Linked DNA regions of Homo sapiens: region 2 is linked to region 1. Evidence: read pairs that join two places in POLR2A ChIA-PET (ENCODE). Cell type or tissue: PC-9. All regions are shown on one strand. Each heading gives the region's core, and the rest is flanking DNA. Links, peaks and the distances in the headings are about the cores only.

What was found. ChIA-PET counts read pairs that join two places held together with the same protein. Peaks named below come from ENCODE experiments on the same cell type or tissue, not always from the same donor. Only the 100,000 strongest peaks of a DNase experiment are listed, where the experiment ranks them.
Region 2: POLR2A ChIA-PET joins it to region 1 with 5 read pairs; 2 of 35 experiments call an interaction of 5 or more read pairs at or near these places.

What each region holds. Positions count from the first base shown.
Region 1 is chr2:27,928,845-27,936,844 of GRCh38, forward strand. BABAM2 (BRISC and BRCA1 A complex member 2) reads left to right here. Exons shown (of 12, transcript NM_199191.3): 3 at 988-1,064. Among named protein-coding and RNA genes, the nearest start is that of BABAM2-AS1, 42 kb to the left of the region's middle. In PC-9, for the core only: no CTCF peak of the experiment used is centred there; a DNase peak (open chromatin) is centred at 3,777; H3K27ac peaks cover 2,039 bases.
Region 2 is chr2:27,721,200-27,732,652 of GRCh38, forward strand. All of the region lies in intron 2 of LOC105374378 (a long non-coding RNA gene), which reads left to right. Among named protein-coding and RNA genes, the nearest start is that of LINC01460, 11 kb to the left of the region's middle. In PC-9, for the core only: CTCF peaks have their summits at 2,288 (motif pointing right) and 2,493; DNase peaks (open chromatin) are centred at 2,277, 2,752 and 8,272; H3K27ac peaks cover 4,041 bases.

The DNA of each region.
Region 1 (8,000 bases), core at 1-8,000:
ATAAAAATTATCTTGTACAGCAGATCTGTGAAGAGCAAGAAACATTGTATAACTTTGTGAAATAATAGATTAAAAAAAAAAAAACCAGGCCAGGTGCAGTGGCTCATGCCTGTGATCCTGACACTTTGGGAGGCTAGGTGGGAGGAGGATCACTTGAGCCCAGGAGTTCGAGACCACCCTGGGTAACATAGTGAGACCTCCTCTCTTAAAAAAAAAAAAAAAAAAAAGCCAGGTGTGGTGGTGTGCACCTGTGGTCCCAGCTGCTTGGGAAGCTGAAGTGGGAGGAGCTTGAGCCTGAGAGATTGAGGCTGCAGTGAGCAGAGATTGCACCAATGCACTCCAGCCTGGGCTACAGAGTGAGACCTTGTCTTGAAAAACAAAACAAAAAGAAAATACCAAACTGTTGAGACCTGGATAACTACCCCCCACCTTTTAAATTTGCATTTTACTTGAAATTGAGTATGCATTGTGCTTTCCTGCAGATGAAAGTTATGGTGTGCCAAATCTAAAGGAAGCACTGAACCTTTGTGGAAGGAAAGAAAACCATCTGGTACCAGAAAAAGGCTAAAAGTGGGCTCTTTTTTGTACTAACAGAATGAAAGCTAAGAGTCCATATTTAAAATATGATCATAAAACTATTCTTATTTTACAGTTCTTGGCATAAGAATAGACATGTGTTTTGGATAATATACCTAATTTTAAAAGTCGAGATATGCCTCTTTGAGAAAAGTAGTTGAAGCACACTGTTGATGTTTGTCGTTAGAACACATGTAAGTTTTATTGTGAAATAAATGAATTATTTGTTTTAGGACGAGTCTTCATGTCTTGGCTTCCATGACTATTAAAGGCTTTTATTTTGTTCTGTAAGCCAGTGTTTTAATCTGTTTTGTATAAAGATCCTGTTTTGTTTAGTATCATAAACATGTGGGTTTTTAAAGTTTGTTTTTAAAAAATCTTTTCTTTCTTCTGTTTCTGCATTTTTTAAAGCTGCACATCATTGACTCCTGGGCCCAACTGTGACCGATTTAAACTGCACATACCATATGCTGGAGAGACATTAAAGTGTAAGTAAATGATGACTATTTTACTCAAAATGTAGGTTACAGTGTCAGCTATTGGACTTTGTGCTTTAGTTTTCATTTCCGGCTGTTAGTTGTTATCTCCTAAGATATTGTTCACTAGCATTTACCACTTTTCTTATCTGCCATTCAATTCTAGTTTGATTAAAAGTAAGGCAGTTGGCAGGGAATACGTTGTGGTTAAATAGGCATGCACAGAAATTCCTAATATTTAGGCATGCCCGGTAATTTTTATGTGTTTTTTTCTCTATAGGCGGCTTTTACGTAATACTCAATAAAGAGTCCACTGCTTTAGAATACCTGGCCATTTCGAAACAGTTTTTAGGTAGGAGTGGCTGCTGTCCATCACTGCTGCTAACCCCCCTGTGGAACCGCTGCGCCACGACTTGTCACTGATTTATCTCCTGTTGTTACCGAAGTGTAAGAGTCCTACCTCAAAAACTCTTGGCATGGCTTAGGCATATCAACATGTTATCTCCTTTATAGCAAGGATCAGAGATACAAACGGTCTACAAGGGCTAGATTGGTAATATAGTGAGGGAAACAGGCTAGGTGTGGCAAACTGGGACGCCCTGTCACTTAAGGGGAGTTACCTTTACTGATTTATTGAGAGAAGGTGGACGTCTGAAGTTTTACCTGAATTCTGTCAGTTTTAGATGTTGCTACTTTTTCAAAATTAAAAACATGGAGTTGGCCAATATTATGCAGGCTAAACTGAATGTGTCTGTGGGCTGGCTTGAGTTCCTGGACCATAAGTTATTGATCTTGGATGGATAGTATGGAAGATCTGTCATTGGACTTAGCCCATCAGCTACAGCAGCCCTCTAGACTGTATCAGCTTTTCTCTGTCACTATTACCAATACTGAACCTCTAGCCTAGTGTGGAAATCACAGTGGCTTTGGTTGGTTAGTGTTGGTAATCTCACCAGGAATTTTCTCTCTTGAACCTATTCTTGTGGTGAACAGCCTATTAAGGTTTTTCCTATTCCTAAAAAGAAAAATAAAGTACATGGATATTAAACATGGAACAGATGGGTAAACCGCTTTTTGACCATTGGACCAGTGTGTTTTACCATTACATGCCAGGAGGGGCCATGTCTCTGTATAGTATTTTGTATTCTTAGTACTATATTCTGTAGAATCACTTGATACTAATTTATCAAATGCAAGATTAAATGAGAAATGTTGGACATGCTGACTTGTCAGCCTTGCATTATTAGACCATTTTCTGGAAACCATTAAAATATAAAATAATTTTACCTGTCTGAAGTAGTAGGACAGATTCGACTACTTTTTTTTTGAAAAAATTATTAACTAAATTTAAAAGAAATGATCAAAGTAAATAATTCATGTGGTTAAAAACGTAAAAGTACTGGAATTTTTTGATACATGAAACCAGTAGTCTTCTCTCCCAGTCCAGTTTCCTGAGAGAATCACTTGCAGATTCTAAAAATTTTCAGTTTAGCTCTCTGGGGATGATCTCCATATCTTTAAATAATATACTTTTGCCTCCGTTTCTTGCCTTATCAGTTTTAGACATTGTTATCTTTTGACTTCCTGCGCTGATACATGAAGCATCAGCCTGTTTTCCCTATGCCCCTTAACTCTGTTTTCTTTTCCTTCTTAATGTAGTTATATCACCATTATTGGTTCCTGTGTTGGTTACCCTGTAGCTTAAAAATTTTTACTTACTTTTTTTAATGGATCACTTTAGACATTGTATTACACAGTTAATGAATAACCCCTAAGAATTCTTAGTAAGTACCTGGTACCTGGTACACAGTTAGCTTCGTTATTACTTAAGGACAATCTCTAAGCAAGAATGGTGAATACTTAGGGTAGTATATTCTTTAGTTTTACATTAACCATAGATACTGTGTCTTTTGCCTCTGCATTTTATGAGATGAATATATTAGCCCCTGCCCTTCCTTCAATTCCTCTTCCTTCACCTCCCAGCTTTTGTCTTTGGTTATTTTCCTTTTGCATTTTCAAGATTGTTAACTTACTGTCCGTTCTAAATCTGTAGTTGTCTTCTGTGCCTTGCCTATAAATTGCTTGAACGATTGCTCTGGAGGCCTGTTCCTGCATAATTATCACTGTGAGATTTGCCTTTATTACTTTTTTGAATTTGACCTTGTTTTGTAGAATCTATGTATCGTAGATTCTATGTTTTGTAGAATGATTTCTTGATAAACAGGTTACCTACTTATCTTGCTGGCACCCATTCTCAAATAACTTGCTCAGATTCTATTCCTCTTTCTACCCTTCTGTTTTCCTTTAGCCCATCCGATAATTTTTTATTACTACAGTCACAATTAGGTATCTTAATTTCTAGGAACTCTTTCTTGCACTGTTTCTCATTCTCAGCATCTTGTTCTTATTTTATGAATATAGGTCCTTTAAATTCCTTCAAAGAATAAAATTTAGAGATTCAAAAAAAATGTTTTCTTCTGTTATCTGAATTATTTTAATTTTCCCTAGGGATTATATTTTTGTTTATCATATTTTTTCCCTCTTTTATGCTATAGTTTTTCTTCAAATAAAAGGTATTCATTTCTGTTTAAGATAGACAATAAAATAGTGATTGGGACTTCTGAGTAGGTGAGCAAGGCTTATGGAATGTGTGGATGAATGATGGGCCAGATGTGAGTCAACTGCTCTAGCTCTCCTCAAATAGTTTGTTCTATTTCTTCATTGAATACCTGGGCATACATACCTGATCACCCTGTCATTTTCAGGGGGTACGTATATAGACTATTCCGTGAGGAGCTTTTGCTTACTCTTCCTGTTCTTAGCCCTGTGTCTCATTCTTGCCTCCCCTTACACTGGATAACTAGAAACTTTTATGGGTTTACTAGGACAGATGGCTTCCTCCTCATCAGTAGCCTCTTCCTCACATTATTACAGGTCAAAGCTTTCCTCTGCCCTATCTTGTCAAGTACTACACTTCCATCTGCATTCTGTCTCTAGCAATTTGCTAAACTTTCTCATCTACTGATTAACTACTCTCCTCCCTTCCTCTTCATCTTCCTGTTGTTTGGGATTTTATCTTTCTGTATTCACTATCATTTAACGGGATTGGAGGGGGTCTTAGAGAAGAAATGAGTGTGTGTGGTCAGTCCACAGTCTTGAGACAAAAATAATGTGACTTCACAGGCATCTTTCTAGTAGCATGGGTTTATGTTAGGAAGCATTTGCTGTTACCCTATATCCTCTCATTACTATAAGCTCTTCATGGGAAACCTTTAATAACATTTGTGATTAGTGTATTAGGACTGTCACTCATCATATAACATAATTATATTCTAGCAAATTATTGTTGGATATCGTCATTATACATTGGGGACTTAATTTAGCCCACAGTATGCTCTATAATAAATAAATAATAAGTGAACATTGTATAATGGCAATTCTTATGCTAAAATGAGTCAAGATTCTAGTGTTAAGCAGCTCACAGCCAAATAAAAGGAAAAGGTAATTGATCATGGAAACTATATTTATAAAAGTTCATAGAATTAGAAAGATGAGTTTTTTTTTTAAAAAACACATATATATGTATGTATATATGTATATATATAACATACACATATATATACACACACATATGTGATCTTGGCTCACTGCAACCTCCACCTCCCGGGTTCAAGCAATTCTCCTGCCTCAGCCTCCGGAGTAGTTGGAACTACAGGTGCCCACCACCACGCCCGGATAATTTTTGTATTTTAGAGACAGGGTTTCACCATGTTGGCCAGGATGGTCTCGATCTCTTGACCTCATCATCTGCCTGCTTCAGCCTCCCAAAATGCTGGGATTACAGGCGTGAGCCACTATGCCTGGCTTGTTTTTTTTTTTTTTTTTTTTTTTGAGACAGTCTTGCTATGTTGCCCAGGCTGGACTTGAACTCCTGGGCTCAAGTGTTCTTCCTGCGTCAGCCTAAGTAGCTGAGACTACAGGCACACACCACCATGCCCAGATCTTTTGTCCTTTTAATAATACAGTTATCCCTCAATATCCATGGGGGATTGGTTCCAAGATGTCCTGTGCAAGTCCCTGATATAAAAGGGCATAGTATTCACATATAACCTATGCCCATCTTCCTGTGTACAGGCAAACCTCATTTTATTGTGCTTCAACAAGGATTTTTTTTTTTCTTTGAAATTGATTGATGGTTTGTGGCAATCCTGTGTTGAGCAAGTTTATCAGGGCCATTTCCCCAAAGCGTGTGCTTATTTCATGCCTTTGTGTCACATTTTGGTAATTTTTGTACCATTTCAAACTTTTTAATTATTATTTTTTTAAACTTAAAAATTTTTGCTTTCTAAATCATGAAGCGTTTCCACATACTTTTTCATTATTATTCTGTTATGGTGATCTGTGATTGTTGACTCTTGAATGTTACTATTGTCATTGTGTTGAGATGCCATAACATACATACCCATATAAGATAGTGAATTTAATCAATAAATGTGTATGTTCTGATTGCTGTACTGATCGTCCTTTTTCCTTTCTCCCTCTTCTTGGGCCTCCTTATTCCCTGAGACACAGCAGTATTGAAATTAGGCCAGTTAGTAACCTTGCAGTGTCCTCTAAGTGTTCAAGTGAAGAGTCCCACACCTCTCACTTTAAATCAAAAGCTAGAAATGATGAAGTTTAGTGAGGAAGGCATGTTGAAAGCTGAGACAGGCTGAAAGCTAGGCCTCTTGGCCAAACAGTTAACCACGTTGTGAATGCAAAGAAAAATTTCTTGAAGGAAATTAGAAGTGCTACTCTAGTAAACACATGAATTATAAGACTGTGAAAAAATTATTGCTGATATGGAGAAGGTTTTGTTTGAATGAAAGATCAAACCAGCCACAAGATTCCCTTAAGCCAAAGCCTAATCAAGAACAAGTCCTAATTCTCTTCAATTCTAAGATTGAGAGAAGTGAAGAAGTTGCAGAAGAAAATTTGAAGCTAGCAGAAGTTGGTTCATGAGATTTAAGAAAAGAGGCCATTTCTATCACACAGAAGTGCAAGGTGAAGCAGCAAGTGCTCATACAGAAGATGCAGTAAGTAATTCAGATCTAGCTAAGATCATTGATGAAGTGCTACACTTAGCAACAGATTTTTAGTGTAGATGGAACAGGCTTATGTTGGAAGAAGATGCCGTCTAGGACTGTCATAGTTAAGAAGGCAATGCCTGGCCTCAAAGGATAGACTGACTTTCTGATTAGGGACAAAGGCAGCTAGTGACTAATTTGAAGCCAAGGATCATTTATCATTCTGAAAATCCTAAGGCCCATAAGAATTATGCTAAATCTAACTCCGCCTGTGTTCTACAGTAGAATAACAATCATCTGTTTACAGCACGGTTTACTGAAAGCCACTGTTGAGAACTACTGCTCAGAAAAAATGATTCCTTTCAAAATATTATTGCTCATTGACAGTGCACTTTGTCACTTGAGATGTGTTGGAAATAGCAAGAGAACTAGAATTAGAAGTGGATCCTGAGAATGTGACTGAATTGCTACAATGCCATGGTAAAACTTTTACTGATGAAGAAGGTTGCTTCTTGCAGATAAGCAAAGAAAGTAGTTTCTTGAGATCGAATCTACTTCTGGTTAAGATGCTATGAACATTGTTGAAATGACAACAAAGGCTTTAGAATATTTCATAAACTTAGTTGATAAAGCTTCGCCAGGGTTTGAGAGGATTGACTCCAGTTTTGAAAGAAGTTCTACTGTTGAGTACAATTCTATCGGACAGTATCTTGTGCTATAGAGAAATTTTTCCTGAAGGGAAAAGTCGATTAATGTGGCAGACTTCATTGTTGTCTTATTTTAAGAAATTGCCATAGCCATGCCGCCCTTCAGCAACTACCACTGTAATCAGTCAGGAGCCATCAGCATCAAGGCAGGACCCTGCAGTAGCAAAGAGATTGTGACTTGGTGGAGGCTGACATCATTGTTAGCATTTTTTAGCAATTCAGTATTTTATTCTTATTTGTATTTTTATTTTTTGGTATTTTTGTTTTGAGACAGGGTCTTGCTCTGTCTCCCAGGCTGAAGTGCAGTGGTGCGATCTTAGCTCACTACAACTTCTGTTTCCCAGGTTCAGGCGATTCTTCTGCCTCAGCCTCCTAAGTAGCTGGGATTACAGGTGCACACCACCATGACCCAGTTAATTTTTATATTTTTAGTAGAGACGGGGCTTCACCATATTAGCCAGGCTGGTCTTGAACTCCTGACCTCAGGTGATCCACCCACCTTCGCCTCCCAAAGTGCTGGGATTACAGGAGTGAGCCACCATGTCCGGCCGCAATACAGTATTTTAAAATCAGGTATTATCCCATCTCACACCAGTTAGAATGGCAATGATTAAAAAGTCAGGAAACAACAGGTGCTGGAGAGGATGTGGAGAAATAGGAACAGTTTTACACTGTTGGTGGGACTGTAAACTAGTTCAACCATTGTGGAAGACAGTGTGGCGATTCCCCAGGGATCTAGAACTAGAAATACCATTTGACCCAGCCATCCCATTACTGGATATATACCCAAAGGACTATAAATCATGCTGCTATAAAGACACATGCACACGTATGTTTATTGCGGCACTATTCACCATAGCAAAGACTTGGAACCAACCCAAATGTCCAACAATGATAGATTGGATTAAGAAAATGTGGCACATATACACCATGGAATACTATGCAGCCACAAGAAATGATGAGTTCATGTCCTTTGTAGGGACATGGATGAAACTGGAAATCATCATTCTCAGTAAACTATCGCAAGGACAAAAAGCCAAACACCGCATGTTCTCACTCATAGGTGGGAATTGAACAATGAGAACACATGGACACAGGAAGGGGAACATCACACTCTGGGGACTGTTGTGGGGTAGGGGCAGGGGGGAGGGATAGCATTAGGAGATATACGTAAT
Region 2 (11,453 bases), core at 1,429-9,428, 210 kb before region 1:
GGGGGCTGCCTCTGTTATTCAGAGAAGAGCTGGCAGAGTCCGCCTGTGGGCAGTGGTAGAGGGGGTGGGACAGGGACAGAAAGACTCCTGGGAGGGTGTCCAGTAGGCACATGAAAATAGGGGTCTGAGGCTGTTTCCCCTGAAGAAGTGGTGTATATTTATTCTACTGTAAAGGAGGACGGAGTGCTAAGTGGGTTGCCATCCACTTATAGATGTGACTGGAGCCAGGCAGTGGGTGAGATGACTCAGGGAAAAGGGAGGGTCACCAGGGATGCCAACCCTTAAGAGCCGAGCAAAGGCCAGTGCAGGCCCTGCCACAACACCCCGCGGGAAGGGCATTTGTAATGTGAAAGCACTTCGCCACCATGACCTCCTTTGATGCGGACAAGGCCCTGTGAAGGTGACAGGTGACTCACCTCACAGACACTCAAGGGTGAAATCTAAGGGGACTGCTGGCTTTTCCCTCTGCCGCGTTCCCTTTCCTCTTTCCACCCATGCTGGGCTGCTGGGGTCACCACCTGGCACCACCTGGAGCAGGAAGCGTCCTCTTGCGAGAGTGCCCAGAACCTCCAGTGGGGTGTGGCTGTGGGCTGTGGGAAGGGGCTGGGTCCCCCGAGCCCTTTTGGCCCTGGAGGGTCTGGAGGGTTTCCAGATAAAATATGAGATGTCCAGTTAAACTTGAATTTCAGATAAATTACAAATAATGTTTGGTATAAGTATATCTCAAATATTCCATGGGACATATTTATATTTTAAAAGTACTTGATGCTTATCTGAAATTCACATCTAAGTGGCATGTCTGTCTTGTATTTTTATTTGCTAAATTTGGCAACCCACAAGGGGTGCCTCACTACTCCTGCACACCAGGGCCTTGGGGATTTTCCTTTGTCTGAGACCACAGTGAGAAACAGCCTCTTACCCCACACTTGCCCTGGGTCCTTGTGTGGGGCTCAGGGTTGTGTGGGGAGACAAGCTCTGTCCCTGATGGCCTTCCAGCTTCTGTCTCAGCCCAGCAGACGTCTAACCTGAGTTTCTATGGCCTTCCACATGCCAATGGCTCCCCACCTGGACAGGTGAATAGCTGCTGCCTCTGATCATGTGACCCAAGAATGGAGGGGACCAGGGCTCCCCTTCTCTAGCCAGCAGCATCTGCCAGGGTGTCATGTCCAGGCCCTTTAGATAGCCCAGGAGCCTGCAGCCCTCAGTCAGCAAGAGCTTACCCAGGGCAGCCTGGGCTAAGGGGTATGGAGGAAAAGGCACCTGCTCTGCCTTGGGTCTAGGCAACGAAGGTGTGGATATTTGTTGTTTGTTCAGTGGCCTACTGTTAGGAAACAGTAGCCCCACAGCTTTGCAGAGCCTGACAAAGGCAAGAAACTGTCACATGTCTGCCCTCATTTGTAGTTTTTTCTTGTTGTTGCTGTTGTTTTGAGAAGGAGTCTCACTCTGTCACCCAGGCTGGAGTGCAGTGGCATGATCTCAGCTCACTGCAACCTCCACTTCCTGGGTTCAAATGATTCTCCTGCCTCAGCCTCCCAAATAGCTGGGATTACAGGTGTGCACCACCATGCCCGGCTAATTTTTGTATTTTTAGTAGAGATAGGGCTTCACCATGTTGGCCAGGCTGGTCTTGAACTCCTGGTCTCAAGTGATCTACCCACCTCAGCCTCTCAAAGTGCTGGGATTACAGGTCTGAGCCACCGTGCCCAGCTAATTTTTGTTTTATTATTATTATTATTATTATTTTGGAGATGGAGTCTCACTCTGTTGCCCAGACTGGAGTGCAGTGGCATGATCTTAGCCCCCTTCAACCTCTGCATCCCAGGTTCAAGTGATTCTCCTGCCTCAGCCTCCCAAGTAGCTGGGATTACAGGTGTCCGCCACCACGCCTGGCTAATTTTTGTATTTTGGTAGAGGCAGGGTTTCACCCTGTTGACCAGGCTGGTCTTGAACTCCTGACCTCAAGTGATCTGCCCGCCTCTGCCTCCCAAAGTGCTGAGATTACAGTTGTGAGCCACCACGTCCGGCCATCTGCCCTTATTTAATCCTCACCATATTGTTGTCAGGTGAACAGGGATGGCGTTTTCAGCTGTTTCCTACCCCCTTTATGATGAGTGAACTGAGGCTGAGAGAGGTGAAGCTTTGCTCGTAGTCACATATCCTAACCCATGTGAACGTTGGGGCTTCAACCCTAGCTCAGAGAAAAGTGATCAAGGATGCTGAACTCCAAGGAGCCCGGGAGTTGTGCTCCAGATGAAGTTCCTCCACTTTCACAGTAGGGGGCGAGCCTGAAGCTTTGCTTGAAGAACTGGGATGAAAAGTCCACAGTCCTGCCCTGGCCACAGGCAAAAGACAAGGCTGGCAGCTCCCACTGTGGCGCTGGGAGAGCTTCCTCTCTCTACTCCGGCCCACACATGGAGTGGGCTGTGGAGTCCTGATGAGAACCTGCTGGGGCAGCAGGTCAGGGCGCTGCACATACTCTGGGTGGGGAGGAAACCTGCAATAACCGAGAAGGCGGCTCCAGAAGCTCAGGGACCTCTCAGTTCCCCGGAGGGAACCAAGGCTTTAGTGCTGGGCACAGAGTGGGTCAGCCACACCAGAGTCTCTGTGAATGTTAAGCCAGACTTTGGAGAAGGGAGACACAGAGGTGGGTGTGGCAGAGACTGCAGATGTAAAGAGTTCTATGTGTTTATTCCACAAATATTTTCTGAGCATCCACTGTGTGCCAGACACTGTTGTAGACATCAGGGATACAGCAGTGAATAAAGCAAATATGTGCATACAGGTGTCTCATAGACAACTCGCTTGTGAGTCAGCTCATTTGTGAGTTGATTCTTTTGACCCCAGGCAATGTAATGCAAAATTCAGCCCCCTTAGCAGCTTCCAGAAAACGGTTTTTCCCCACCAAACATGGCAGGGCAGAGGGTTTTACTGAAGATTTACTGGGTCATAATGAGAGGCTGCAGTTGCTTCTCTTGTGCCACCCCCTCTGTGAATGTCAGGGTACATGACCCTTCTCCCAGCTCTCCTGACATGCAGCCAAGCTGGGGGCTCACCGCCCTCCCTCCACCTCCTGCACCCAGGCTCCCTGCCTGGCTAGCCTTTCTCCAGCAGTTTTCTCACAGACATTTAGTCTTGGGAGGGGAGGCTTTTGTCCCATTCCTGTGTCACTGTTTGGCCCTGAAGGACACAGCCTCTTTCCCCAGGGCCCCTCCTTTCTGAAATGGGGATGTTGTCCCTATGCCATTCCTACTTCTCAGAATTATTCCAGGGTGAGATGAGCTCATATCTGAGAAGGGTTACACTCAGAACTCTCTAGCACCTCGGGTCATGGCAACTGGAGACAGCATCTTGCTCTGAACCAGGCCCCAGCGTCCTACAGATGGGTGACCTGGTGTCATTATGGGAGTAAATATTGAGCTGCTCTCCTTTTATTTTGGATTGGGTATAATTTAGTACCCTGTTCTCACTCTTTTATTAATAAAATAAAACAATAAACACATACTACCATCAAAAGAACACTCACAGCCTGTGTTTATGTGTTTATGTTGTGTCTGTGTCTAAGAAGCTGCAACTGCTATGTCAATTTTTAACAAAATGAGTTTTCACTCAGTGCTGGGGGGTATGATAATTCAAAACAAAAAGGGAGGGCAGATTCTTCCACTGTGTCTTTTAGTTTTTGCTTTTTTACTCTTTTCCTTTTTCTTTCTTTTTTTTTTTTCTGTTAAAACAGAGACATTGGCCTAAGGCCTAGGCACAGAAACTAAGAGTGCCTGTGTTCACTCGGGAAAGATTCCACAGGGGAATCAGGCCCATGCCCCTCCCGTCTCCTGTTCCCAGGGGCTTTGTTTCCTGCTCTCCTCTGCCCTTTCTGAAAAGGACCCCACAGGTGATCTGAACCCCCTGAATATGGTGCCTGGGGAGAGGAATGTGGGCATGAGGAAAGTAAGGAATGAGGAGGAGAGGAGAAATAGAACAATAAGAGAGAATAATCAGCATAAACTTTGTGATCTCAGGGCCAGGGATGAGAGAAACAATGGTCATTTATACATTTTAATCATGAGTTCAGTCTTGTGGCTGAAAGTAACAGAAACAAAATTCTAATTAGCTTGAGCCCCAAAGATGAAGGTGTTGGCTTACATAAACTACTGTGGAGACAGGGATAAAACAAATGGCTTCAAGGAGTGGACATCCTTGGGACGTCCCCTCCCCTCAGGATGTTGATTTATCCACCTGCTCTCAAGGCTGTGAGGCTCTGTGTGCCCATCCTCACAGCCCCATGGCCAGAGAGGAAAGCACTCTTTCACACCAGCTCCGGCTAGAGGACAGCAAACAGCAGCATACCAGTGTGCAGTCGTCACAGTTCAAAAATGTTACACTTTGTTCTTTTCCAGTACTGATGAAGGAATGGAAAATGGAGACCCTAATGCTGTGATACACTATTGGAGGGAACATAAATTGTCCCAGTCCCTTTGGAGGGAAATTTGGCAGTATCTATTATAATTTGAAATGTGGTTACCATGGATCTCATGATGCCATGTCTCAAAATCCAGACCAGTAACTCTCATGTATGTGCACAAGGAAACACAGGCCAGGGTGTTATGTGAAGAATTATTTGTAATGCAAAATTAGGAATAACATAAGTGTCCATCTTTAAACCATGATATATTTTATACTCTGAAAACCTGGAAACTATTAAAAAGAATGAAGTATGTACTGACATAAACCCCTAAGACATCTTGGTAAATGAAAAATGTAATTTGCAGTATATAGATACAATATGGTATCACTCAAGCATAAACCAAAACCAAAACAAAACCTTGAAATAATAATATATATTTATATATGTTTATAACATATTTCTAAATATATGAAAATGCATAGAAAAGGTCTAGATTCACTAAATTACCTTGGTTATCTCTGGTGAAGCTAAGATTAGGTGTTGAGATTGAAGGAGACTGTCAGGTTTAAACTTTTTCAGTGATAACGTATTCAGGTATAATTTATGTATTTAAAATTAATTTTAAAACTTTTAAAGGAAAAAGCTATGGAAGGAAAGGCATTCTGATTTGTTCAACCCAGACCATATGACTCTTCCTAGACCAATCACTGTGGCCAAGGGGCTCCTAGGGTTCAGTGACTGGCCCAACCTGGGTTTCACACTCATTCCTGTGAACACTGGAGCAATACACAATAATTGGCACAATAATTGGCAGCTCCTTCCATAATTACAGCTGAATTGGTGAAGGAGGATTTCCCCCAAAGAAGGGAGGTGCTGTTCTGGGCAGACAAAACAATAAGTCTTCTCGATAGTGGGCTTTATCATCTTCATGGGTTTAAGTATGTGTCATCCAAGGCTGAAATACTTCGTTCAATACAGTTCTGTTACAATATATAGGATAAAAATTTGTTCTGCGCCAGGTGCGATGGCTCATGCTTGCAATCCCAGCAATTTGGGAGGCTGAGGTGGGTGGATCATTTAAGGCCAGGAGTTTGAGACCAGCCTAGCCAACATGGCGAACCCCATCTCTACTAAAAAATACAAAAAAATTAGCTGTGTGTGGTGGCGCATGGCTATAATCCCAGCTACTTGGGTGGCTGAGGCACGAAAATCACTTGAACCTGGGAAGTAGAGGTTGCAGTGAGCTGAGATTGCACCACTGTACTCCAGCCTAGGTGACAGAGTGAGACTCTACCTCAAAGAAAAAAAAAAAAAGAATTTGTTCTGCTCATTGCTATATCCCTAGAACCCAGGAAAGTTCTGGGTATATAGTAGATGCTCAGTGTAATAGACACTAGTCAAATGGCAACAGCACTACTATAGCCTATGATTTTTTTGTTTTTGTTTTTGTTTTTGTTTTTTGAGATGGAGTCTCGCTCTGTTGCCCAGGCTGGAGTGCGATGGCACAATCTCAGCTCACTGCCACCTCAGCTTCCTGGGTTCAAGTGATTCTCCTGCCTCAGCCTCCCGAGTAGCTGGGATTACAGGCATGCCCCACCATGCCTGGCTAATTTTTGTATTTTTAGTAGAGACAAGGTTTCGCCATGTTGGCCAGGCTGGTCTGGAACTCCTGACCTCAGGTGATCTGCCTGCCTCTGCCTCCCAAAGTGCTAGGACTACAGGCGTGAGCCACCGCACCCGGCTGCCTATGGAAATGCCTTATTCTGGAAACTATGACTATGAAGAGAACTATGACTCCTCCCTCAATGCTCTCAGCAGAGGCAGAGGGGAGAAAGGAAGAGGAAGTCAGACTGACAGCTCCGTTTTCCTCCCAAGGCCAATGTTCAAGTCAGATCAGGGAGTGACCATGACGCACGCCTGGGACAGCTTGACAATGATCTGGCCATGGCATGGGGTTGGGCAGGAGGAGTTGGCCCAGTTACTTTTGATTAAGTGGGGCTTCCTTCTGTGTGTTACAGCCTCATAGGTCGCTGTGGGGATGGGGCCACGACGGAAGAGAAGGTGGTAAAAAGGGCGAGTTGCCTAAGGTGAGTGACCCTTGGGTGGGTCTCCTAACTCATCTGAATCCTTTCCTCTCTGCAAAGTGAGGATATTATTATTATTATTATCATTATTATTATTTTGAGACAGAGTCTTGCTCTGTTGCACAGGCTGGAGTGCAGTGGCATGATCTCAGCTCACTGCAGCCTCTGCTTCCTGGGTTCAAGCAATTCTCCTGCCTCAGCCTCCTGAGTAGCTGGGAGGCGTATGCCACCATGCCTGGCTAATTTTTGTATTTTTAATAGAGATGTGGTTTTGCCATGTTGTCCAGGCTGGTCTCGAACTCCTGAACTCAGGTGATCTGCCTACGGCCTCCCAAAGTGGAGGATATTATTTTTAAAAAAATCTATTCCCCAGTGACCATGTCTCTCTACTATCCATTATGTCGTTGTTGTGGAAGCATCAGTTGAAACCCAGAGAGAGCTAATTTTTCTAAGGGAGCCCACCGTAGAGAAGGAAGAGCAGAATCCCAAGGCCTGAGCATTGGGGGTTCCCACAGCAGGGAAGGAAGGGCTTGTAAAGGGCACAGTAAAGGAAGAAGGGGTGACCCGAGGGGAAGAACAACAGGGAACTTGAGGCCAGGAAGGCCAAGGATGCAGAGGGTTCCAGGAAGTGGGCACTGGCAGTGTTAACACAAGTGCTATTGGATGGAGGCCTCTGGGGCTCTGGAAAGAGAATGGTTCCAGAAAACAGATGAGGCTGGAAGCCAGACTGAAAAGTGCAAAGGGGGAAACAGCTTCCAGTTCTCCCTTGAGAAATGAGAGGAGGCATTTCCCCCATGCTTGACTTCCCCGACTGTATCTAGCCTGCTGAGGTGAGGCCTGGGGAGACTAACTGGGAATCCCTACAGTCTCTCATCCTCCTCCCCTGTACTGGCCTCTGCCTGGGGGAAAGCTGGTCTGCCCCAGTTCTCCAGGCAGAGTGAGCTCAGTCATCAACCCCAGGCCTGGCCCCAGCCCTTGCTACCCCTCTCCAAGGGAATGGATTCTGCTGGGTCGTGTACCCACCCCATCCCCCTACTCCTTCCAATGGGCTGAGGTCCTACCTCAAAGGGCCTGACCAGCTGAAACCATTTTTCCCAAGCTTGGCCTTTCCAGGGAACTACATGAGCTTCCTTTAGCCAGGCCTGTACCTGCCCAGGGGCCTCTGGGTCTTGGACCATGCAATTATCCTCCCTGGGTGTCTCGCCTGCCATACAGATGCCCTCAGCCTCTGTGCCTCCTCTGCTATTGAGTTCTCAGAATCCCTTTCATCTGAGCACATTTCCTTTGTAACAGAAGGGGAGAAACAGAATGGTCTTAAGACAGCGCAAACATCAAAACATTATGCTTGTGTATATGAATTTCTACATGTTTTATATTTTGGGGTTGAGACTACTATAGATACACAATTGTGCATGTGTGTGTGTGAGTGTGTGTGTGTGTATCCTAATCATCAAATCACAAGCGTTTTCCCAGATCATAAAAAAACTGGTGAAGGCATTTTAAGGACAAGAGAGACCAGTGTAGAAACCAGTGCATATGTGTAGGCCAAGAAGAAGGTATGAGTGGACAGGAAAAGCTCAAAGGTACTAGAGGGTGACAGAGTTCAGCCAAAAGTCCAAGTGGGGGCAGCGCCTGAATGAAGGGTGTAGGGGCCCATTAGGGCTGGAGGTATCCTTGGCAGGCAGACAGGCTGACCCCTGCTTTTACTTTCACTTCCATACCAGTTCCAGTGACCCCTGGAGACCAGGCTACATTCTTCAAGTTCGATGGATTTTCTGGTTGGAGAAGCTTGAGAATTTTAATTGCTGCAACCAAACCAATTTAGTTGCTGAACCTGGGGCTGGGTTTGGCTTAGCCGAGTCTTCTATAAAGAACAAAGGGGAATGAGAGGTGTGCACGCCTGGTAGTGACTAGAAACCCAAACCAGACAGCCCCTGGACTGAGCAGATTCAGGTTACATTCTTAGACACCTCTCCTGTTCTCTCCAAACCCTGACCCCTTACTAGCCCTCTCGCTGTCCCACTTCACTCCCACAGCTGAGACCCTGCGCCAATATCCATCTCCGCCCTTTGCTGTGCTCATGACCCAGCATTTGATGAGTGTCATTCATTCATTCAACAAACATTGAGCCTCTACATCATTCATTCAACAAACATTGAGGCTCTACAGTGTGCCAGAACTATGCCTCGCTGGTGTTAAAGGCATATCCTTGGCCTTGAGAAACTTCCATCAGCCCAGCACCCAGCTCAAGGGAGCCCAGAGACCACCTAAACTTTTGTCTGGATAATAGATCCCTCTGTGAACTGATGACAGTTTTGCACACCTCTGCAGAAAAATATACACATGCACAATTGTATATTTGCATACACTTGAGGGGTGGCAGCAATCCCCTGAAGCCCATCGATGATTTAAGGATCTGTGTACCCCAAGTTACAAACACTTGATTTCATTTAACCCTCTCATATTACAGATAAGGAAACTCAGGTCTACAGAGGGAAATGACTTGTCGAAGGTCATGCTGTGGGTGAGGAGCTGAGCTAGTCCTAGAAGCCAGGACCCCTGGCTCCCCAGATGCTGCTCCACCAGGCCTCCCTGTGAGGGGCTGAGCTAGCCCTAGAAGCCAGGACCCCTGGCTCCCCAGACGCTGCTCCACCAGGCCTCCCTGCACCCTTGTCATCTGGGAAAACCTGGCGAGGGAGCTTGTGTGCCCAGGGCCAGTTTCCTTGTCAGCTGCCAAGCCTAGGACTGCCAAGCCTAGTCCCTTCTCTACCACTCCCTGGTTTCTCCGGGACAGGGGACAGTGGTCAGGAGCTTTCTGAACACTTGCTGTGACCTTGACCATTCCAACCAGTTCCCCCCAGACATCAAGGGAAATGTTCTAGAGGAAACAGGATGTGTTTTCCTGCAAAATCATTTGTCTCATAAGGTGATTTGCATACTGGTGGGGACACAAATGTCATTCCCTGCCCATTTCCTCCCTAGAGAAAAGGGTTTCCATCACAGCTTTCTCCTCAAGAGAGAAGGCAGCTGTATGGGCCCGGTCCCAGCCCTGAGGATGCCTTCCTGACAGTGGGGAGGAGGGACGGGATGTTAGTTAGGGTCTCCCCAGAAGTGGTTGGTAAGCAGGCTCCTTTCTTGACCCCTCCCCAAGTCTCAGGGTTTGGCTGGAAGCTCCCCAGCTCCAGCTCTGACAAACAACCCGCTCCTGCAAACCAGGGATCTAGGCAGCCCACCTTGCTCTTAAACTTCCTTGGGGTTAAATTACAGAAGATTCAGCTGCTAGAAGAGATAGTTGAGGTGATGGTAGATGACAAATAACAACAAATACTTAGTGCTTACTGTGTGCCAGACATTGCTGTAAGCATGTTACATGCACTGTAAATTAATTTAATCCTTACAGCAACCCAGAGAGATTGGTTCTATTATTTTTCCCACCGTTTGCAGGAGGAATCAGGGTTCAGAGAGGTTAAGTAACTTGCCCAAGGTCACACAGCTGAACAGCTGATAGTTGCACAGACAGGGTTTGAACTCAGCCGATCTGGCTCCAAAGTCTGGGAATCTAAATACTGTGTTATGAGAGGAAGCACTGGAAGGTTCGTGATCTGTTGTAACCCTTGAAGACTGCACAGTACTCAGAAATATTGGCATGCCATTTAAGGCCCCTTAGGATCTGGTCCTAGCTACGCTGCTATTCCATCCTGCCTCCTGCTATGATCCACTTACTGAAACAGGCCATAAACATGCCCCAGCTGGTCTGCACAGTGTTTCCTCTGCCCAGGTAGGACTTGCCCATTTCTCTGTCTGAAACATCTCTTTACCCACTGACAACCTCTGAAAAGCCATTTCAACATCTCAAGGCTGAGTTGAGCAAGCCCTTCTTTTTATCAAAGTGGTTTCTATCAAATTGTCTCCTGTAATTATTGTCTAATAAGTCTCTCCTACTTCTAGGTTTCACTCACTCCCAAGAGCTAGGTGACTGTCCTATTCATGTCAGAACCCTTAGCACTAAGCTGAGCACCTGATGTGGTAAATAGTAAATGTCTGTCATGTACAGTGCACAAAGCAAGTTATAAAATAATATATACAATATGCTAAAAATTATATTACATATACTGTAAATATATCACAGCCCAGAAGGATATATGCCAAAGTGTTAACAGCAATTTTCACAGAATTTGGGGGTACAGTGATTTTTATTTCCTTGTTTGTATATCTGCATTTTCCAAAATTTCCATAATGAACATATATTACTTTTGTAGGGCCAGGCACGGTGGCTTATGCCTATAATCCCAGCACTTTGGGAAGCCACGGCAGGCAGATCATGAGGTCAGGAGATCGAGACCATCCTGGTCAACCTGGTGAAACCCCATCTCTACTAAAAATATACAAATTAGCTGGGCGTCGTGGTGTGTGCCTGTAGTCTCAGCTACTCGGGAGGCTGAGGCAGGAGAATCACCTGAACCCGGGAGGCAGAGGTTGCAGTGAGCTGAGATCACACCATTGCACTCCAGCCTGGCAACAGAGCGAGACTCTGTCTCAAAAAAAAAAGTATTACTTTTGTAATAAGAAAGGAAATGACAAATTATTTTAAAATTGTGTTTGTGTGTGTGTGTTGTTTTTGTTGTTGTTGTTTTTGTTTGTTTGTTTTTTAACAGGGTCTCACTCTGTCACCCAGGCTGGAGTGCAGTCATATGATCATAACTCACTCACTGTAGCCTCAAACCCCTGGGCTCAAGAGATACTCCTGTGTAGCTGAGGCTAAAGGCACACACCACCATGCCTGGCTAATTTTTCAATTTTTTTGTAGAGATGGGGGAGTGTCTCACTTTGTTGCCCAGGCCAGTCTTGAACTCCTGGCCTCCAGTGATCCTCCTGCTTCAGTCTCCCAAAGCACTGGGATTACAGGCATGAGCCACTGCTCCCAGCCTTAAAATTGCTTCAAATGAACAATAATAGCTAACATTTATTGA